Linked DNA regions of Homo sapiens: region 2 is linked to region 1. The links are chromatin contacts, found by Hi-C or POLR2A ChIA-PET in ENCODE. All regions are on one chromosome and are shown on one strand. Each heading gives the region's core, a stretch centred on a gene start or an enhancer-like site at or near the end of the contact. The rest is flanking DNA. Distances are from core to core; before and after follow the strand shown.

Region 1 (3,097 bases), core at 317-2,816:
TCACTAGTCTAGTCATCTATACAGAATGATAGTATTATGTTAAACAGCCTCATTTTTAAAAATCAAAGATACCGTATTCACAACCACACTGGTATCTGCTGTTTACTTCTACTCTTAATTCCATGCAAGGATGAATTCAGAATGCTCATCTAGGAGACCTCTTAGAAGGAGCTCGAGTTAAGACTGCTTGTCAAACAAGTTCCCTGTGCTTTTAAGCACTTTCTGAAATACAGAGTTTATTCCTTGGCTAGCAAACATCTTCAGAGACAGAGTAAGTAGTCTGATGGGGAAAGGAGAATGACAATAGCCCATTTGGTACCAGGGATAGCTGCTGAGTTGTCTCTCTACATAGAAAAACCTTACTGTTAAACACTCAACTGTGATATGGATCTAGGCACCTCTATTAATTGCTTGAGTTGCTACATAAACAGAAAATCACTAGGCAAAGAATATACCTCTTAGGCAAGAATTCCTTTGCTTAGAAGTGTGCAGAAGAAAATCTGCCTATATACAAAAGAGCAATGGCTAAAGTGATTGAGAGAAACTTAACAAAGGTTTAGATATTCAAGAAAAACTGGAGTCAAGGTAACATAAACCAGAGATGTGTAGAAAGCTGGAATTAAATGTATGAACCTAGAGAATTAGCCTGTTTTAGTACATTCTCTTGAAAACAATGTTTTTCTAATCAGTCATGAATTTTAAAGCTCTCAATCGTTAAGATAATTGAATAGGGTAAGATTTGAGGTGTTTTTTTTTTTTTTTTAGAGGGGGGAGGGATAGTATTTCCTTTTGATTTCAATGAGAAATGAGTTCCAAGACTTTAAAAGCAGCCATTAAACATCCTGAATTGAATAAAGCAACACAACCTGGTAAGGCCCTCAAGTCCACTGTGTGACTACAGTACTGAGAGCACGAAGACATACCTTTAGCACTGATGCTACGGAGATCTGTGATTTTCATTAAGATCTTTGGAAACATGTGAGGCTTGCTGGGTCGTCTTTTTCTGATATAAATTTTTAGTGCTTCCAGCAATGGTTCTTGTAGCTTATCTACTTTTGTCGGTTCCTCAAGGTCCTGGCGGTCTGGATACCAGGAATAAAGTATTAAACAAAATCAGGATTTATGCCCTTTTCCCCTCTTCCTTGTTTCCTTATTCCTACTGTTATGAGTTCATTAATTTGGTAATTCAATTACATACACAAATTTGCAGACTTATGCAGTTGCTTTAAGCAGTGATACTTGAAAAACAAAAAAAAACTGCCCCCCCTTGGTAGTATAAACATTTTGATGCCTGGTTGCTTTTGTCCCAGGGAAAGAATTACCTCCTTTGACCAGAAGGTGTCACTACCAAACTGAATTAAAACAAATCTTGAGCAGGATGGTTATTTTAGCATAAAATAAATCTGCTCCTTAATTAAAACCATTACTTTTTAACCACTTACGATTCAGCCTCCTATAGGCCAGTAGGGGTCACTACAAAGAAGAAAGCTAAATTTTATCCCAGTCCTGCAAGGGTTGGTGGGAGGGCCCAGCCAAATACTTGTATGCCTACCCACTAGATAACAAACAGCACATACAAGTCCCTTGTCATCATTCAAATGTCCCCAGACAATTCATTTTATAATAGTGTGATCCTGCCTTTAAGAAAAAAAATCTGTGGCAATTGGAGTAATAGCTTTTTGGGATTTCTTTCTGAGCAGAAGGATCCCAAATACCATTAGTTAATTTGTAACAACATGGAAAAATACAATGAAACCAGGCATGTATGCCTGGCTTTATTCACATGTTTTCCCATGTAAAACAACTCCAAAAGGGAAATGAGGAATTTTTCACAAATTACAAGTATAAACTGTTCTTCATGGAATTTCATGAGGCTTTTCTACATAGTTGGTACCTCCACAGATTAAGCAGATGGCACTGAGAAGGCCTGTTTCTGTGTCATCCATTTCCAAAGGCAGGAGCTGGTTGGCAAAGGTGAACACAAGGTCAGTCAGAGGACCAAATCCAGCATTGTGCATCTGAGTTCGATTTAGGGTAAGGCCGTCTGAGAAAGTCATGGTGTCTTGTTCTGGGGTATACCTGGTGCAAATTCTAAGAATCTGGAAGGAAAAAAAAATTGATGGATGTTCTAAGCCATCCTGTCCTGAAATCATCAATCAGATGTAAGCAGGAAATAACATGAAGATTTCCAAGGAGCTCTTGGGGCAGTCTGTCCCCCTTTCACATGTTGAATGTCTTCTTTAGCTCTTTCATTAAGAGACTACAGAAGTCAAAACCCAGGGGCTAAAGTTTTTTAGGAAACACTAAACAGGACATAAGAAATTTTGAGAAATATCTTTTTAAAAGTAATTCATTACTTGACTCAAATAAACATTTACTGAGTGCCTAATTATGTCCCAGGCACTGTGCCAGGTGCTGGAGATAAAAAAAAAAAAAGATGAATAAGATTCTATTTTTTAAGAGCTTACAGTCTGCAATAAATGACAATTTATTAAATGCATAGTATATATCAAGTTTTGTACATACCCTACATTCAATCTTTCAAACAGCTTGGTAAAGTGAATATTATTCTTATTTTACAAATGAAGGACTTAAGGCTCAGAAAGGTTAGGTGATGTGCCCAATGTCACATAGTTAACATGTAACTGAATCTGACTCAAACCCAAGTTAGGCTCTCTCTCCCATGATGCCTCTGATCACACGGTTACACAGGCAGCTGTAATACAAGGGACATGAGTGAAACCAGCAAGGTACTAGGGAGTTCAGAAAAAGGAAAGCTCAGAAATAGCCAGGAGGAAATCAAGGGCAGATCCATAAAGAGGTAGCATTTCAACCGAACCCTAAAGTGTAGGCAGGATTTCTACAGGCAAAAAGCCTGAGTCACTCTGCCAGAGTCTCCCAGTCCCACCCAGTGTATGCTTGACACATAACCCTGTTGGCCCCCTGGGGCGCTAGCTACTAAGGAGACTCTTGCTCACTGCCCTGTGCCTCTAGGCCTCACTCAGAGCAAAACAAACTAAAAATGCCTTGCTTCTGTAGATACTCAATCCTGGTTCATGTTTCCACTGCCCTATTAAGCCTAAATGCTGGTAAGGAG
Region 2 (3,285 bases), core at 275-2,774, 85 kb after region 1:
TAAATCAAACCACATAATTATAGATTTTTTTTTTGAGACAGGGTCTTGCTGTGTTGCCCAGGCTGGAGTGCAGTGGCTCGATCTTGGCCCAATGCAGCCTCTGCCTCCTGGGTTCATGTAATTCTTGTGCCTCAGCCTCCAGAGTAGCTGGGATTACAGAGGCTCACCACCATGCCCGGCTAATTTTTTTGTATTTTTAGTAGAGACAGGGTTTCACTGTGTTGCCCAGGCTGGTCTCAAACTCCTGACCTCAAGTGATCTACCCACCTCAGCCTCCCAAAGTGCTGGGATTACAGGTGTGGGCCACTGTGCCCGGCCTGTAATTATAGAATATTTGATGTGGGAGCGAATACAGGTGAAGATACTGAAAACCGTGTAGCTTTAAATATGTGCAAGAACTTCATTGTTTAGAGAAGCAAAGGGTAGTTGAAAGGATGCTGGGAATTAGAATTAAGACCCATGGGTGTATACCAGCTGTGTGACCTCAGGCAGGTCTCTTACCCTCTCTCAATCTCAGGAAACTGAATCAGAATATGATTCCTGTCCTATCTGCTGCATGGGATAACCTGAAGTCTTGGGGCTGTTGCCATTAGTAAAGCCCCTCATGACCATGAACTACCACAGCACCACTGATATCCTCCCCAGCTTTCCTCTCAGGTGGCTAACAGCAAAAGCAGTCTTGCTGAGGAGGCCACAGGGTGGACAGGAGTTGGTTGGGAGAAGGGACATGACGGATCTGGAGGAAGGCAGGCCACAGAGTCCCAAATAAGGCAGAGGAGAGATGGAAGGTGCCAGATGAGCAAAGAAAGGCAGCTGCTGGGAGGACGGGGAAGGGGAAGGGCAACTTTGTCTCTGTGGCGATTTAGCTTGGGCTCAGCACTGCTGGAAGACCCTGATGGCCTCACCTTGAGCTGACTGAGGAAGGAAGGGGGCCAGGCGTCCTTTCTAACACCCCAGTTCAGTTTTCTCCATGGAGTTGGGTTCCAGGATACCAGGATACTCTCCCATTCTCTGATTACACATGTCTCGGCATCTCTGGGCAAATGAGCCACCTGGCTCCCGGTTTAAGTAGCCAAGAAAGGTGGATATTTATTTTAGAAACCATGCTTGCAAACTTTATTTTTAAGGCTGTGACATAATATTTGGAGCTGCACTTCTAAGCTGTGGTGTTCTAAACAATTCAAAATGAATAGAGTCTCTACTTTTAACTTTTCTCCTGAAGTATAATCAAGGCTGTAGCTATAATAAAACACAGCTGTGGCAGCAGCAACAGCGGCAACCAAACTGTGTCACCAAAAGAAGCAGTAGCAGACAACCACTCTCATTCGGCACTTACTATGTGCCAAGCACGGTGCTAAATGCATTACCCCATGAGTCCAATCCACAAAACAATCCTGCAACATTTCTGTGATAATCTCCACGCAATGGGTTAGTTCATTTCACGTGAAGCAAAATTTTGCCATGTGCCCAAGTTGAGATAGCTAGAGGCGAGGGCTGCATTTGACCTCAGCTCAGGCTAACTTCAAAGCCCTTTGTTCTTTGCCCTGTGCTGTTCTATTGTGTAATGGAAATTTCTCATTTTTCTAAGGTGAGAATGTACTGAGTGTCCCCTCTCCAGGAGACAGGCAGTGGGGAGAAATATATTAGTAAAGCTGAAGGAATTTTAATACTTCCTTTTCAGTCTGAGTGTTAATGGGCTTTGAGTCCCACAGTGGCACTGACATCACCGGGCTGCTGGTACCCAAACATAATTTTTTTTTTTTTTAAATCTCCTAAACAGATGCAGGCAAATATTCATATTTGGCAAGTAGAAAGGGGCAGCAGATTTTTATTTTCCAGCTTCTAGGACATTTTTAGGTATAAAAGTAGGAAGTTTCCAGCCTTTCACTTACTTTTGGGGGGCTCTTCAGGGATTTGTGTGCCACAGAGCAAGAAGAGAAGGTGGGGGTTAATGGTAGTTTCTGGTGAACAGAACAAAATGATCACAGTGAACCCTGGAAGCAAAGTAACAGGCTGGGATCTAACACGGGAACAAATGAAGAAATAAACTAAAATTAGAAAGACATTAAGTGCCCTGATGATGATTTTTATGTAATTTCCCAACTACACAGTGCAACCTACAATATGAATTTCCCTGTTATTAAGCCAGTAAAATCCAGCAGTAGAACCAATGAGCACATCAATATAATTTGTGCACAAGCAAAGGTGATTCTAACTGAGGTTAAGTGCCTTTAGTCCAAAAGGTTTGTTTTAATCTAAGTTTAACAGTAAAGGGGAAATGAGAGAAACACAGAGCAACAAAATCCTCCCACAGAAGTATCTAAGTGTCCATACAAAGCACATTCATTCCATCCAATCGACCCATGGGGACGTTCATGTCTAAAGTATAAATTGGAATTTAGAGACTTTATGAAAAGCTGTTTTTAAGCTCAATATGCCCCAAATGAGAAGGTGTCAATGAGTGCTTAGGGACTTTTAAATTCAGAGATTATTCAATTGCTCTATTCTACAAATACACTTATGAAACTGTCATAGGAAAAAAATGCTGTGAAATAAACATTAAAAAGCATTCTCAAACAAAATCAAAGACATGTTTTGCCCATCACTCAAGGGCATGGGCACATAAACATAACCTCAAAGAGCAATACAAAGAGGCTCCCTGTGTGAATTCACGGCCAGTGGTTTTCAGAAAGAAAGGAGCTGGAATGAGGGGGTGGCAGCAACAGTACCTTCCATGGTGTTTCTGTTACAGACACAGGGTAGGGGCACCCAGTCTTGGAGGAGGCCAATGACCCATGGGAACCTAGCCTAACCTCAGGGGCATCCAGGGTATACTACTCTCCCTTCCTCACAGCACCCGAGTCATAATTCTGGCCTACTTCTTGTCTTCCATTTTCCTTCTGACCTCCTGACCCCAGTGTCTCCCCTATCCCTGGACCCCCTTCTTTGATAGCTAAGGTTTGGCAAAAGTAAGGTCCAAACCCCAATACATGTCCATCTTTGCTTCTCCCTCTTAACTGGGCTTCTGTCATGCACAACTCCCCAAGACACCTGCTCAGCTCAGCCTTTTTCACTGGCAAAAGCCCTAGAAGATCTAATGTCTTCTGGGGGAGGGAACTGGGAAGAGGAAGCAGCTTATGGAAACACTGCTGTCTAAACAGGATTAAAAGCATCAATTCTCATGTCACGCCTGGGCTGTTAGTCAATACCAATGTTTCTCTCATCCAGGTAGAAAACACAGCCTCCAAGAAGTTGAGTAACTTGTTCTGGGCCCCTAGCAGATAA

Evidence for each region. Hi-C counts contacts between places; a loop is a spot of excess contacts on that map. ChIA-PET counts read pairs that join two places held with the same protein, here RNA polymerase II (POLR2A). Pooled maps may share reads with other maps.
Region 2: a loop to region 1 is called in a map of endothelial cell of umbilical vein, with 3 times the contacts of the local background. The contact joins two enhancer-like sites. A Hi-C loop is called at or near these places in 9 of 168 maps with a recorded cell type or tissue (Right ventricle myocardium inferior, Right ventricle myocardium superior, ascending aorta and 5 more) and 5 of 50 pooled maps. POLR2A ChIA-PET finds 5 or more read pairs at or near these places in 1 of 52 experiments (WTC11).

What each region holds. Positions count from the first base shown.
Region 1 is chr3:25,592,505-25,595,601 of GRCh38, reverse strand. It overlaps RARB (retinoic acid receptor beta), which reads right to left. Exons shown (of 8, transcript NM_000965.5): 6 at 1,895-2,099; 7 at 924-1,082. Among named protein-coding and RNA genes, the nearest start is that of TOP2B, 71 kb to the left of the region's middle. Within about 2 kb of position 1,566, at least 3 of the 41 ENCODE cell types and tissues checked have a DNase peak (open chromatin) inside an H3K27ac peak, as active enhancers do.
Region 2 is chr3:25,507,375-25,510,659 of GRCh38, reverse strand. The region is part of intron 3 of RARB (retinoic acid receptor beta); the gene reads right to left. Among named protein-coding and RNA genes, the nearest start is that of RARB, 81 kb to the right of the region's middle. Within about 2 kb of position 1,524, at least 5 of the 41 ENCODE cell types and tissues checked have a DNase peak (open chromatin) inside an H3K27ac peak, as active enhancers do.